2 separate regions of the Homo sapiens genome follow, and region 2 is linked to region 1. Evidence: read pairs that join two places in POLR2A ChIA-PET (ENCODE). Cell type or tissue: CD4-positive, alpha-beta T cell. All regions are shown on one strand.

Region 1 (8,000 bases):
AAATATGTCCCATAGTTAATACTGACTCTTTAGTATAATTTATCATTTAAAATAAAGCAAGCAAGAAATAAACAACTATTAACAGTGGCTGCCTCTAGAAAGCTTGGGGATGGGGGAAAAAGATCTTAGTTTTCTTCGTATCATTCTATCCTATTTGGAGATTCTGCTGCATGCATGCATTACTTTTAAATAATTTAAAAACTGATTTTGATTTCTAAAAAGTTATGGTAAGTCAGAATACCAGGTAGAAGTTAAGTAAGTCAGAATACCAAGTAGAAGTTAAGAACAAAATATATTTGTATTTACATGAATAATATTCACAATGCATTAGGTTATCAACAGAACAGTATGCATATGATCTCAAGTGTTATTAAACTACATATAAATCGTATTAAATATTTTTCACATATTTTTATATGCACCTGAAAGTGCATAAAAACACATTTGCAAGGTTACATATCGAAGTCTTAACAACAGCTGTATTTGGTGAATAGAATGAGCTCAAACTAAGAACTTTCAACATATCACTTTACAGTGTACATCTGTTCCATCTGGTTGGTTCACTCATTTTTACAATGTGTATGTATCGCATATAAAAGATAAACTGTTAGTGGACCAAAACAAAGCAGGATCTCAAAAGAGATACTTGTACACCCGTGTTCACAGCAGCACTATTCACAATAGCCGAAAGTCGGGAGCAACCAAAGTGTCCATCAACAGATAAACAAAACATGGTCTATATATACAGTGAAACATTAACCTTAAAAAGCAAGGAAATTCTGACACATGCTACAACATAGATGACTGTGAGGACGTTATGCTAAGTATATTAAGGTAGTTCATAAAAAGACAAACACTACATGATTCCACTTACATAAGGTACCTATAATACTCAAATTCATAAAGACAGAAAATAAGAATAGTGATTGCCAGTGGCTAGAGGCGAGAGGAATGAGAAGAAGTTGCTTAATGGGCACAGAGTTTCAGTTTTGCAGGATGAATACTGGAGACTGATTGTAGTGCAGGGTAGACAAGAGACAAAATTCAGGCTTAGCCCAGGAGGCTTCTTGGCTTCACCCAGGAAAGAATTCAGGGTGAACCAGTGGTGTTTGACAGCAATTTTAGTGGAAGCAGCAGCAGAAGTACTGCTCCTTGCAGAGCAGGGCTCCCCCATTAGCAGTATGACCAGAGGGCCAGCTCAGGAGCAGTTCTGTAGTCACATTTATACCTACTCTTAATTACACCTACTCTTAATTACACGCAAACTAAGGAACAGGTTCTGCAGAAATTTCTAGAAGTGGGGTAACGTCTAGGTTGTTGTCACGGAAAGGGACAGAAACTTTCAGGTGTTGCCATGGCAATGATAAACTAACATGACACTGGTGGGCATGTCTTTATGGAGAAGTGTTTTCATCTCTTCCCTGCTTCAGCTAGTCTTCACCTGGTGCAAAGTCCAAGCCCCAACTCTGGAGTCAAGTCCCGTCTCCTACCTCAGTAGGAATTTACTTAACACTATTGAACTATACATTTTTTAACAGTTAATATAGTAAATTTTTATGTCTATTTACGATTAAAATAAGTAAATTTAAGAAGCAAGTGAAATAAAAATTTAAAATAATAAATTTACAATAATAAATTAGTGGCATCAAGGGAAATACAGTCAATCCTCACCAATTCATGGATTTCACATTTATGAATTTGCCTGCTTGCACCAAAATTAATACTTGCAGCACTTTTGCAATCATATGTGGACATGCACAAAATGATGAAAAATTTGAGGTGCCCATTGTACACTTACCCACCTGAAGACAAAAAAAAGACAGCATTCTGCCTTGTTTCAGCCATCATATGGCAAACAAATGTCCTTTGGGTGGTCTATTTAGTGCCACGTTTTTGCATGTTTGTGCTTTCTGTTGGTCATTTCACTATTTAAAATAGCACTTGATCACTATGCTTAGGGCTATCTAGTATTGCTAAGTACAAAAAGGCTGCAGAGAAAATATGTGTGGGAAATAAGCTTTGTTCATATGAGTTTTAGTGCTGTTGACTCTAAATGCAATATTAATCAATCAACAATATATATTAGGAAGTTATCTTTAAACAGAAACACACAGTTACTATTGATCAGCTGACAAAAATGTTATGACCGAGGCCTACAGGAACCTAACCCTGCATATTCCCGTAGGAGCGATGCTCAGTATTTGCTAAGTCAGTGTTCAAGGCAACTATAAAGAACATAACTACAGTGAATGACAAAAATCAACTGTATCTACAAGTCAAAAAAAAAAGGGAAGGAATATTATAGGCAAAGATATTAATTTATGTCAACCACTTTAATGTGATTTTAAAACTTGTAAATGCTGTAAGTTTTTTACAGTACGTGAAGTGATGATGGGGCAGGGGGATATTTATTCCTAAATTTAAAATATTTATCAGCTAACCTTTGAAATTAAACTTTTTGTTATGTGTGAAAAGCACCTGGCTCAGTGCCTGTGCAAGTGAAAATTCAGTAAAATACTAGATTATATTTATCTCATTAAATTATTGTAACTACCATGTGAAGTAGGTAAATGAGCAAACTTTCAAGGTGATGGGAATCTGAGAATATTATCCAATTGTTTAGGTTTCAATTCAGTGAGGGTACAGCTAATTATATAAGATGGGTCTCTGATAGTTCATTCAGGCTCTAACAGAATTAAATTATCAACTGTGGTCATCTGCAATGAAGTGACTAAAGAAAACAACGCTTTGGGGAACAAGTGAGACTGGTAGAAATCTATGAAGGTCATGCCACAGATATACGAGGACAGTGGAGTGGGGATGACTGCTTCTAACAGTGTTGGAGTTAAGAAAGTGACATATTCAGGCCGGGCATGGTGGCTCATGCCTGTAATCCCAGCACTTTGGGAGGCAGGCGGATCACCTGAGGTAGGGAGTTTAAGACCAGCCTGACCAACATGGAGAAACCCCGTCTCTACTAAAAATACAAAATTAGCTGGGCATGGTGCTATATGCCTGTAATCCCAGCTACTCAGGAGGCTGGGGCACGAAAATCGCTTGAACCCCGGGAGGCGGAGGTTGGAGTGAGCTGAGATCACACCACTGCACTCCAGCCTGGGAAACAAGAGCAAAACTCCGTCTCAAAAAAAAACACAAAGTGACATATTCACAGCATAAATTTTTGACTCATGGCACTGACAAAGAAAGAGGCAGTTACTAAGTACAACATTAAAGAATCGTTCTCCATCTTAAGCCAAGGTTAGAAAACGTTTTTCTGTAAAGGGCCAGATAGTAATTCTTCCAAGGCCAAAGGTCTCTGTTGCAACTACTCAACTGTGTAGTTGTGAAGTGAAAGCAGCCATAACCTGGCCGGGCGCGGTGGCTCACGCCTGTAATCCCAGCACTTTGGGAGGCCAAGGCGGGTGGATCATGAGGTCAGGAGATCGAGACCATCCTGGCTAGCACAGTGAAACCCCATCTCTACTTTAGAAAAAAAAAAATTGGCTGGGTGTGGTAGCGGGTGCCTGTAGTTCCAGCTACTCAGAGGCTGAGGCAGGAGAATGGCGTGAACCCAGGAGGCGGAGCTTGCAGTGCGCCGAGATTGCACCACTGCACTCCAGCCTGGGCGACAGAGGGAGACTCCGTCCCAAAAAAAAAGAAAAAAAGAAAAAGAAAGCAGCCATAACCTACACATAAATTAATCAATGTGGCTGTATTTCAATAAAACTTTACACATGAAAATTTGAATTTCATGTAATTTTTAACTTGTCACAAAATAATATCATTCTTTTTTGATCTTCTTTATTCAATTATTTTAAATTATGGAAAACATTTTTAACTTGTGGATCACAAAAAAACAGGCTGGCCACATTTGGCCTGCAGACTGCAGTTTGCCAACCCCTGCTCTAAAGCTTTAAAACCAAAACTCAAATGCACAGGCTGATTTTGTTGACTGTTTAATTATAACTTCAAGTGGTACCAGGCAAGCTTAACGAACAGGAACCTAGTGGTTATCAAACTGGTTTGTCTGCAGGAACCTTGGAAAGTCCCTAAAACCGTAACATAAAGACATTCCACTATAATCCTATGTGATCTACACCAGAGGTATGAAAACTACAACCGGAGGCAAATCTGACCCACTGTGTTTTAGTAAATAAAGTTTTAATTGAACAGAAAAGCTCATTTATGTACTATTTATGGCTGCTTTAGCACTACAATGGCAGCACTGCATTGTTTTTTTCAGTGACTGTATATCTGGCTCCCTATAGAAAAAGTCTGCTAACTCCTAACCTGGGTAAACAAATATGTATGGAATACAGAGACCTGACAAGGGGGACATAAGCCACCAAGATAGAAAAATAACAGCCTCTCAAAGTTCGCAGACCCTCTAGAATAAAGGCAGTAAGGCAAGGTATCCTTTAGACAAAGCTCTATAATTACATCACAAGTACTGTGATTTCCCTCTTGGCTTTCCACAAAGATCAACAGCCCCTTACTAAGGTAACCATGTACTTGAAAAGTGAAACACCCAGACCTTTCTGGGACTATAAAAGCTAACTCTTAAATCTCTAAAAGACCCAGATAGCACCAATGTGGCACATTTGTCAGAAAGAGGAATGACAGTGGTCAAATAATAAAGTTTTGGTCAAAAGTCCATTTATCAGAGTAGATTAACCCTCCCAATTTATTGGTTATCTTCTCCAGGTGTTGAACATATAGTTGCAAAGGGCAGTCTTAGTTTTCCAACAGACAAAATTCCCATACTGATGCCATGACAGGTGGAGTTGCAGGGTAGTTTTTATCAGGAAGTCTGATGGAGATCCCAGGAGCTCTCCCTCCAAACAAAAGTAATTTGCATTCCTGAAAGAATTGTCAAAGAACTGAAAGATGCAAGGATTGCAATTCCTAGCAGGTACCTACTTAATACAACTGTCTGGCTAATACAGAAAACAAATATTTTTAGAGGATGACTGTGTTTTAATCTTAATGACTACAAGGAAGAGCTGGTATTCATATGTGATCTGCTTAGTTCAGTACCTGATATGCAGCTATCATTCTGGCAAAGGTTTCTCTATCTCTACAAACAGAATTTCAGAAGCAATTTGCTTTCATTTGGCTTGTACAGCAGTACATCTTCACTATACTGCCTCAGGTTAAGTCAGTTTTCTGGCTTTCATATGATATGCTTTGTTTGTTTTGAGATGGGAGTTTTGCTCTTGTTGCCCACGCTGGAGTGCAATGGCGTGATCTCGGCTCACTGCAACCTTTGCCTCCCGGGTTCAAGTGATTCTCCTGCCTCAGGCTCCCGAGTAGCTGGGACTACAGGCATCCGTCACCATGCCCAGGTAATTTTTTGTATTTTTAGTAGAGATGGGGGTTTCACCATGTTGGCCAGGCTGGTCTCGAACCCAGGAGGCGGAGGTTGTGGTAAGCCAAGATCACGCCACTGCACTCCAGCCTGGGCAGCTGAGCGAGACTCCATCTCAAAAAAAAAAAAAAAAAAGTTGTATTCACTACTACTTTTACCAAGATCATCAGAAAAATTCTAAATAACAGGAAGCTATCAAGCTCACAGTATCTAATAATTTTCCAAAACCCAAACTATCACGTGAAATCTCAGATTTTATCACTGGCAACAAATACCGTCCGTTGTTTTCCTTAAAGTAAAAGCTCACTTTGTTTGAGAAAATATCTCTAAAATGCTCATGTCAGAATCACCATAGTGAGTCACTGTTTCAAGCGAAAATTAAAGAAGGCTGGTTCTGCTCATAACTCAAATAATGCCCAAGAGTTTTCCCTCTGAAACCATCATACTTTTGCATTCACAAGTATTTTATGAACATTTCCCATTTCATCACAAAGACCATTAAAATGATTCAGATTCAGATCATGATTTTTTTAGATTAATACTTTTTACTGCTTCATCAAGGAGATTCCTAAGACTTTTTTTTTTTTTTTAAGAGATGTAGTCTTACTCTATCACCCAGCCTGGAGTGCAATGGCGTGATTTTGGCTCACTGCAGCCTCAACCTCCTGGACTCAAGGGATCACCACAGCTCAGCCTCCTAAGTAGCTGGGACTACAGGCACGCATCACCATGCCCAGCTAACATTTTTGGTTTTTTTATAGAGACGAGGTCTCCCTATGTTGCCCAGGCTGGTCTCAAACTCCTGTGCTCAAGCAATTCTCCTGCCTCAGCCTCTCAAAGTGCTGGGATTACAGGGATGAGCCACGATGCCCGACCAAGTAAAACTTCGTTTACTATAAATATGTGGTGATGGTGCTGCAGAACATAGTTTGAAGAAACTGCACTGATTTTTTCCTAACCAGCAAGTTTTCCAAAACATCACTTTTGAGCCAAAGTGCAAATGTCAACACAGTGAAAGAAAGTACTTATGATTATTAAATTAGTTTTACTCTGAAAGGGTCTTGGGTTCAACAGACAGCGCAAAATGTATTTCTCATTTTTGTTGTCAGCTACAGGTTGGCTACAGGCATCTTCTTCATTCTGGAATCTAGCAAAAGAAATAGTCTTTATCTGGCCCATTTTTCTTGGGGCTGAGGAAAATTAGCAAAAATCATTCATGCAATGGCTCCTAATAAGGCTTCAGCTTAGACATGACAAATAATCACTTCTACTCATCTTCCAGTGGCCAAATCAAGTTCCATGGCCATTCCTGATGTCCACAGGAACAAGGAAGTACTCCTCCCACAAATAGGAGGTCCTGTAGGGAGAAGCCAGTAAAGAAGGGAAGCAACTGTTTTTGAATAATGTGATCTACTATAAGCAACAATTAACTCTTGAGTTCCTCTCACCTCCACACCAAACAGTACCACATTTCACAGGGGACACAGAGCTACCTGGTAGCAATATGGTAACACCCAGAATCTTTCCACCATTAAGAAAGTTATCTCTGTGAAACAGACACTTAGCTTTTGTCAACAACCTTACTTATTCTGGCTACCATGGAAACAAGTCCGTTATTTTATAATTTTTTTGTTCTGAATGAAGAATCAATTTTAGGATCTAAATAACCAACTCACCAATTTAGAATATAACACAAACTTTTTATAAATTGTAGATTTTTTAGATGACAGCTAGTTAAGGATGTTGAAAGTTTAAGTACAAAAGGAGGTATACATGCTGATAGGGGACAGTTAAGTATTTACTGTTGTGGACATCTATCAAGTTTGAAAAGACTTTTTAATTTGTGGATATTTCCACGTTCTGAAATCTACTTACTATCTAAACTAGAAATTAGAATTTAAAATTCCCAGCTTCTCTTATGGCTAAAGACATGGCATACTCTTTGATCTCAAAAATAAACCTCTCAGGCACAGTGGCTCACGCCTGTAATGCCAGCACTTTGGGAGGCTGAGGTGGGTGGATAACGAGGTCAGGAGTTCGAGACCAGCCTGACCAATATGGTGAAACCCCATCTCTACTAAAAATACAAAAAATTAGCCGAGCATGGTGCCGCATGCCTGTAATTGAACCTACTCAGGAGGCTGAGGCAGGAGAATCACTTGAACCCAGGAGGGGGAGATTGCAGTGAGCCGAGATCACACTCCAGCCTGAGCAACAGAATAAGACTCGAGAAAAAAATAAAAATAATAAAAATTGGCTGGGTGCGATGGCTCACGCCTGTAATCCCTGCACTTTGGGAGGCCGGGTGGATCACCTGAGGTCAGGAGTTTGAGACCAGCCTGGCAAACATGGAGAAACCCTGCCTCTACTAAAAATGCAAAATTAGCTGGTTGTGGTGGTGCGTGCCTGTGATCCCAGCTACTCGGGAGGCTAAGGCAGGAGAATGACTTGAACCCAGGAGGCAGAGGTTGTGGTGAGCCGAGATCACGCCATTGCACTCCAGCCTGGACAAAGAAGAGCAAAACTCCCTCAAAAAAAAAGAAAAGAAAAGAAAAGAAAAAACTCCAGGAGACTTTGCTTTGCTTTAGAAGTAAGCAATGAGCAGAGCTTCCATTTCTTGCTCAGTCCCAAG
Region 2 (8,000 bases), 400 kb after region 1:
GACAGTTAATATTGATATTAATAGAGAGTACCTTAGCTACATAGCTTTCAGGATGATTATATCTTTTTTAAGCCAGCAAATGCTCATACACAAATTACTTATACAGAAGAACATTACAATGGAGATTGCATTATATCATAATTACCATCTTTGTAAAACTGTTGCATTTGAAAAATTAAGCAAAATAAAAGTTTAAGAATAATATTTGCTTATTATTTAACTTAATTGTGAATTTTCCATTATATTCAGAAAATTCTTCACAGAGATATTGTTATTGCTATCATTATTATTTACTATGATGCCAAACTTTAAAAATATGACTGGTAAGCTGAATGTGGTGGCTCATACCTCTAGGCACAGCACTTTGGAAGACAGGCAGATCACCTGAGGCCAGGAGTTCGAAACCAGCCTGGTCAACATGGTGAAACCCTGACTCTACTAAAAATACAAAAATTAGCCTGGTGTGGGGGTGCACGCCTGTAGTCCCAGCTACTCAGGAGGCTGAAGCAATAGAATCACTTGAACCCAGGAGGCAGAGGTTGGCGTGAACCAAGATCAGGCCACTGCACTTCAGCCTGGGCAACAGAGTAAGACTCTGTCTCAAAAAATAATAATAATAATAATAAAAGACTGATAGCACTTTTTAAAAGTCAGGTTTAATGACGAATAGTTTATATATGGTGAAAGTCACCCTCTGTAGGCCTACAATTTTTAGCTTTGACAAAGGTAAACAATTGATTTCATAATTGATCATAATCAAAGTATAGGATTTTCCTGTATTAGTTTGCTAGGGCTGCCATAACAAAGTACCCCAAACGGTGTGGCTTAGACTACAGAAATTTATTTTCTCACAGTTCTGGAGGCTGGAGTGTCCAAGATTAAGTTGCAGGCAGGCTCGGTTTCTCCTGTGGCCTCCCTTCTTGGCTGTGTCTTCACTTAGTCTTTCCTCTGTGTGTGCACATATATGGTGTCTCTCTGTCCAGGTTTCCTCCTCTCATAAGGATACCAGTCAGATTGTGTTAGGCCCACCTACAGACCTCATTTTAACTCAATTATCTCTTTAAAGATCCTATCTCCAAATACAGTCCCATTCTGAACTACTGGGGGTTAGGGCTTCAACACATGAATTGAGGTGGGGTTGCAGGGGCGGACAAAATTGAGCCTATAACAATTTCTATCACCCCCATAAGTCCTCTCATGCCCCTTTGCAGTCCATCCCCTTCTCCGATGTCAGCCTCTGGCAACACTGGCCTATTTCTTGTGCCTATAGTTTTGCTTTTTCTAGACTGTCATGTAAATGAAATCTTACAGCCCTCTCCTGAGGGATGCCTGCTTGCTGCATGGAGGTGGTAGCACCGTCCTGGTGCAGGCACCACCCTGGTGTAGGACCAATTACATGGAAGTGGCAAGTCTAAACTCCAAAGTTGTCAGTGCCCTCAGAGTCAGTGTGGTTGCGAGCTGGACACCTACAAACTCTCACCAGGAGCAGCTGTACTAACCAAGCCAAATCCCTGTTACCCTGGGCAAAGCATCCCTGCAAGGGAGCAAAAGCAACAACAATCCATTTGGTGGGTGAGATGGATTCACTGGTACTGATCCAGGCAGGGAAAGCCAAATGGCCGCCCCTTCTACCCTGGGCACCCGACTCCCCAGTGCCTGGAGGCCTGGGTCAGCCCCTTTGGCTGCCCTTTTCTAGACCATGGATGTCGTCCCCCTTATGCTAGGCCTTTCTTCAGATGGTTTACAAGACAATTGATGAAGTCACCACTTTAATAACATTCATGGCCATTGCCAGTTGTATACTACTCATAATGTGGCAGGCATTAGATTAAATGTTTTAGGTAAGTTGTAGAGAATCCCCATAATAACATAGTTAATTATTCTCTTTATTCAGCTGGGCCTTCTTAAAAATGAGATGTAAGTGTTTCTACAATTTGGGGATACATAAGTGGATGTTTAAAGGGCTTAAGGTATTTGCCAAGCTCCTACATCCTTCTTAAATTTAAACTTATTTTCTGGTACCAACACTCTAGTGTGGTGATTAGACTTCCTAAATTTTCTCCTGTTTGCTTGGTCTTTTTCTGAGACGGAGTTGTTCTTTCTCGTTGCCTAGGCTGGAGTGCAGTGGCGCCATCTTTGCTCACTGCAACCTTTACCTCCTGGGTTCAAGCAATCCTCCCACCGCAGCCTCCATAGTAGCTGGGACTACAGGAGTCTGCCACCATGACTGGGTAATTTTTTTGTATTTTTATTAGAGATGGGCTTTCACCATATTGGCCAGACTGGTCTCGAATTCCTGACCTCAGGTGACCTGCCCGCCTCAGCCTCCCAAAATGTTGGGATTACAGGCATAAGCCACTGGACCCAGCCTTGTTTGTTTAATGGGACAACAGGAAAATCCTCATCATGAGCTCTTGCCACCCCTACCCTGAACAGAGATCCAGTTGCCCTGTGACTACAGTAAGGAAGAGGTTAGAAGATGAGATGATCATGACAAATAATAACCATAAAATCATTTCCCTTCTCTTTTCTAGAACACATTACAACTAGCAAAATATTTTTAAATTCGTGGCCTCATTTGATCCTGTCAGCATAGCTATTTTTGCTCTTTCCTGTCTAAAGGAAACCCTTTAGTATGGGTTCATAGAAACACAGTCCTGTAGAATTGGAAGATACCAGATAAATTATTTTTTTCTTTAAAGTCTTAACATTACAGAGAGAAATTCTTAGCCCAGAGGCCATGGAATTAATGAAATTCTTTTTTTACAAATGAGGAAGCCGAGGCCAGGAAAATTTTGGTAACTTGATCAGTCACAGAAATGGATTCCTGGTTGCCTGATTCTCAATGTACTGTTCGTCCCATGCTTCCACCTGCCTTCAGACATAGAGTCAGGTTAGGGCCCAGCGTGATGGCTCATGCCTGTAATCCCAGCATCCTGGATAGGCCGAGGTGGGCGGATCACCTGAGGCGGGGAGATCGAGACCAGCCTCACCAACATGAAGAAACCCTGTCTCTACTAAAAATACAAAATCAGCCAGGCAGGGTGGCGCATGCCTGTAATTCCAGCTATTTGGGAGGCTGAGACAATAGAATCACTTGAACCCGGGAGGCAGAGGTTGTGGTGAGCCAAGATCACACCATTGCACTCCAGCCTGGGCAACAAAAGTGGAAACTCTGTCTCAAAAAAAAAAAAAAAAAAGAGGTTAGATTCCCACCATTTTTTTTTCTGGCCTAAGTCACATTTGACATATGGGATTCATTTTATGTTCCAACTCTAATATGTTTGAAGCAGTTACCAAAAGCATTGTGTTGAGCAGGATTTTGAATCTGCATCTGGGCTTAATGGGAACAGTGTCGTACTTGATTACTGACGTTCTGCCATGGATTCAGGTTGGGGAGAGTAGCAGCACCCGAGTCTGCTGCCCTGGGTTAAGGCACTGCCACTCCAGGAGACTTTTGTTTTGTTTTGTTTTAATAGAAACATCTTTTGGAATACTATATCACCATTAACAACTTGTGGTAAATAAATTTTATCAGCAATTAGTAACTACTGGAGATAGGCAAGTTTTGAAGAGAGACAGAAAATACATGGGTCTGACGCTGGACAAATTGTTCATGGGGCAGAGGTAAGTGAGGAGCTGTGGAAATGGTGGGTGAGGGTCTGGGACAGGAGCAGAAACAATTAGACGCAGCATGAGGGCCTCAGATGTCTACAGCAGAGCTATGGCTAGCACCAACAGGCAAAAAGGATTCTGAAATTGGAGGTGGGAAGGCGCTAAGATGACTGACCATACTGGATTTTCTGAGATGCAGGACTTTCAGTTTGAAAACAGACTGTCCTGTGCGAATCAGAAACACTAATCACCCTAAAAGGCACTAGCAAAAATTTTTCATACTTCATTGTTTGTTGTGTCATGCCGTTGGTCAATGTATTAATAAACTATTGGTATAATAAAGCTACAAAACAAACAGCCCCCGAAATCTTAGCGGCTTTCAACCACAAACATTTCTCTTTTTGCTCTGCAAGCCTACTCTGGTTTGGCTGATCGAGACTGGACTCAGCTGGACTCTAGCTTGAGAATTGAATGTAAGTCTCCTCTGCATGCTTCTTCATTCCTCACTCATGTTTTTTCTAGGGCAATTTATTCTTCTAGAAATGGTAAGCACAAGAGGCCAAGGCAAATTTTACAAACACACTGAAAGCCTTGGTTCACATCAAATGCACTAACATTCCGTTGACTTAAGCAAGTCATGTGCCCAGACCCAACATCAGTGGTGTGGAGAAATGTGCACCACTTACTCTGATGCAGTATTATTGCCAGGTTATCTGGTAAAGCGCATGGATGTGTATTCCTTCTATATGGAGGGAGTGAAGAGTGTGAACAATAATCTATAGAGTCAGTAAGTAACTTGAGTGTACAGACTCAGCCAGACATATCTGTGTTTCTCCAGTGTCTGGCATGGTAGGTGTCCCATAACTATTTGGTGAATGAATGAATGAATGCCTCCAAAATAGAATTTCCTGTGATGAAGTGGTACATGTTCCCAGTTTTTAAAAACGTTATTTGGTCCCTCTATCATTAGATATCAGGAACTCCTAAAGGACTGCTGAAAAGCCGATGTCTTGGCTATCAGGAAAGCTTTCCTTCCCCTGACCTCCTATTACCCCTTATTGTCTGTTTTTTTTTTTTTTAATTTTCTTCTACTTCTCGTCTTCTGGCTAGCCAGCAGCTCTTGGAATCCTGGGGGAGTGTGAGAGATGTCCTTGGCCCTTCTCATACCAGGAGGACAAAGTTACCTACCTATTCCAGGGACTGGTGGGAATTGCCTTTTATCTCCCTTTTCCCCTCCAACTCCCTTCCTCAGTACCTCACCCAGTGGTTGGCACATGGCTGGCTGGTGTTCCAAAAATATTTCTTGACTTAAAAGCCAAGCATGTGATTTTAAAACTTTGTGTTGCTGTTTCAGAATTAAATGCAGACGTTACCACCTCCTCTGCTCCTCTGCCCCCATGGTCTTTGTGTGTGTGTGTGCGCGCGCGCGCGCGCGTGTGTGTGTTGTGGATTTGCTGAACTCATTCTAAATGTTTTCCATGATCCTATGCATTACAGCTCTAATTCTGGATACTTTTGAAATTCTTTTCCTAAGCAATGAAAAGGACAGCTAGCGGGGGGAGAAAGATAGAAAAAGTTAGCCAAGTGTTAGAAGAGCCCGCATGGAAGTTGAACCCTCTGTGGCACACAAAGGAATTCAGAAGCCTCTATTTCCTTTAGCAAGAACTCAGGTGTTCTTTTATACTTGAGTTACAAAGTACACCGGAAAGAGTCAAGGCTCGGAGCATTTAAGGTCAAACTTGGCTTTCAGCTCTGAAGACTTCCAAAAAAGAAAGTCTGAGCTTATTGCACAGCAGAAGCCACAGTCTCTTTTCAAGCTAGGAAATTTATTCAGAGGCTCAAAATAAAGCCACTGGATGGAACCAACTGTCCTCTCTGTCCAGCCACTGCACCCTCCTGTTTACTCCTTTTCACACAAAGTTGAAGGAGACAAGTGAACACCAGTCCCTCTCCCTATTCAAAATAGACATGTTCCTGAAGAGTTGGCAGGATAATACATTTTAATATGGAGAAATATATTTTCTCACTGACTTCAACAAAACAGAGGAATATAACTTGCAACAAAAAGGTGGCATCTAGGGCCTGGCATGTTGGCTCACACCTGTAATCCCAACACTTTGGGAGGCTGAGGTGGGCGGATCACGAGGTCAGGAGTTCGAGACCAGCTTGGGCAACATGGTGAAACCCCGTGTCTACTAAAAATACAAAAATTAGCCGTGCGTGGTGGTGCACGCCTGTAATCCCAGCTACTCAGGAGGCTGAGGCAGGAGAATCACTTGAACCTGGGAAGTGGAGGTTACAGTGAGCCAAGATCATGCCACTGCACTCCAACCTGGGTGACAAGAGCAAGACTCCATCTCGGGAAAAAAAGAAAAAAAAAAAGGTGGCATCTAAATGTTATCATACCACATGACAGAATGAGACAAAGAGAGGACACACAATGTTAAATTCATTTAACAAGAACTACTAATTATGGATACTATGGATGCTAATGCACATGCCGTTTTGTGAAATATTGCTAACAGGTGCAAGGTATTAAAACTGTGAGGATGGAGTTGGTGTGGGGTCAGGTCAGGGACTGGACCGCCTTCAGGGATTGGGATTCAGGTGTTTTAGAGTTGTGATTTCTCCATCCCTATGCCTTCTTCCTCTCCTTTTTATTTTCCGGTGTAACAGCCAGGTAAATGGAAAGAAACTCTGCATACTTTTTAGCACTTGTGATCATTTTCACGTCTTCAAACCCTAAGGAGTATAACACACTCCCATCATTAATGATAACTCATTATGACAGTGATTTTTCACTGGAGTGAGTGTCTACGGGAGTGTCTGTGTACTTAGAAAAGCCTTCAGAGTAACGTCCCTGCCCCACCCCACTTGCTAATCACCGTTTGTGACATACATAGGTCATTTACTACTTGTTTTTACTGTCTGGGTCTCTAATTAACTTGGTCAGGCACTCTTTATGCCTCAGTTTCCCCAGTTGTGAAGTGGACATAGTGATACTTTCTTTACCAAAAAGTCTGAAGTGGCGCAGTTCTATTTCCAGACAGCAATTGGAGACGTGTAAGGTGTTATTTGGGTTGTTCCAGTAACTGAGCTTAATGACATGTAACACCCCTGGCCACTCCCAGTAATACCAGTCATATTTCTGGTACTATTGGTATTAGTACTGTTATGAGTGGGGGGGGGGGGGGCTAGGGGTGCTAAATGTCCTACAGTGCATGAGATGGTCTCACCCAATGATAATTTGTCCCACCCAATGATAATTTGTCCCACCCAAAATGAGAAACACAGCAGAGCAATATAAGCATGCTGTGAAAAGTCTAAAATGGTGATGAAAGCAAAGGAGTAATGTTTCTGTGCCATTATGTCTGAGAGTACTGTGGTGGTTCCTTGAAAAGTTGCTGCTTATATTCATAATTGCAAAAATGTGGAACCAGCCCAAATGTCCGCCAATCAATGAGTGGATAAAGAAAATGTGATGGCCAGGTGCGGTGGCTCACGCCTGTAATCTCAGCACTTTGGGAGGCCAAGGCGGGCAGATCACGAGGTCAGGAGTTCGAGAACAGCCTGACCAACATGGTGAAACCTCATCTCTGCTAAAAATACAAAAATTAGCCAAGCGTGGTGGTGTGCACCTGTAATCCCAGCTACTGAGGAGGCTGAAGCAGGAGAATTGCTTGAATCCAGGAGGCAGAGCTTGCAGTGAGCCGAGATTGCGCCACTGCACTCCAGCCTGGGTGACAGAGCGAGACTTCATCTCAAAAAAAAAAAAAAAAAGTGATATATATACACACACACACATACATACACACACACACACACACACAATAGAATACTACTCAGCCATAAAAAGGAATGAAATAATGGCATTTGCAGCAACCTAGATGGAATTGGAGACCATTATTCTAAGTGAAATAATTCAGGAATGGAAAACCAAACATTGTATGTTCTCACCCTTAAGTGGGAGCTAAGCTATGAGGATGCAGAGGCATAAGAATGATATAATGGACTTTGGGGACTCAGGGAAAAGGGTGGGAAGGGGATGAGGGATAAAAGATTATACAGTGGGTACAGTGTACACTGCTTGGGTGATGGCTGCACAAAAGTCTCAGAAATCACCACTAAAGAAATTATTCATGTAACCAAACACCACCTGTTCCCCAAAAACCTTTTGAAATGAAAATTAAAAAACAAGAAACAAACTCCTCAGGTTGTAGACATGAGCTGTTAAAAAACAACAAAAAACAAACATTTAATCTGAATCACATGGGAAAGGCAGGAGACACTGTAAACTTCTTTCCCTTATTAAATTCAAATCTCTTACAATTAAGAAAGGAGAAAAATCATAAAATATATGTATAAAACTTACATTACTTTAAAAC

The links. ChIA-PET counts read pairs that join two places held together with the same protein. Peaks named below come from ENCODE experiments on the same cell type or tissue, not always from the same donor. Only the 100,000 strongest peaks of a DNase experiment are listed, where the experiment ranks them.
Region 2: POLR2A ChIA-PET joins it to region 1 with 6 read pairs; 2 of 35 experiments call an interaction of 5 or more read pairs at or near these places.

Annotation. Positions count from the first base shown.
Region 1 is chr3:177,141,105-177,149,104 of GRCh38, forward strand. The region is part of intron 1 of TBL1XR1 (TBL1X/Y related 1); the gene reads right to left. Among named protein-coding and RNA genes, the nearest start is that of TBL1XR1, 52 kb to the right of the region's middle. RefSeq lists a silencer at 3,437-3,731. In CD4-positive, alpha-beta T cell, no CTCF peak of the experiment used is centred here; DNase peaks (open chromatin) are centred at 1,337, 4,017, 4,487 and 5,687; H3K4me3 peaks cover 1,074 bases; H3K27ac peaks cover 2,427 bases.
Region 2 is chr3:177,542,845-177,550,844 of GRCh38, forward strand. The region is part of intron 2 of LINC00578 (long intergenic non-protein coding RNA 578); the gene reads left to right. Among named protein-coding and RNA genes, the nearest start is that of LINC00578, 100 kb to the left of the region's middle. In CD4-positive, alpha-beta T cell, no CTCF peak of the experiment used is centred here; no DNase peak of the experiment used is centred here.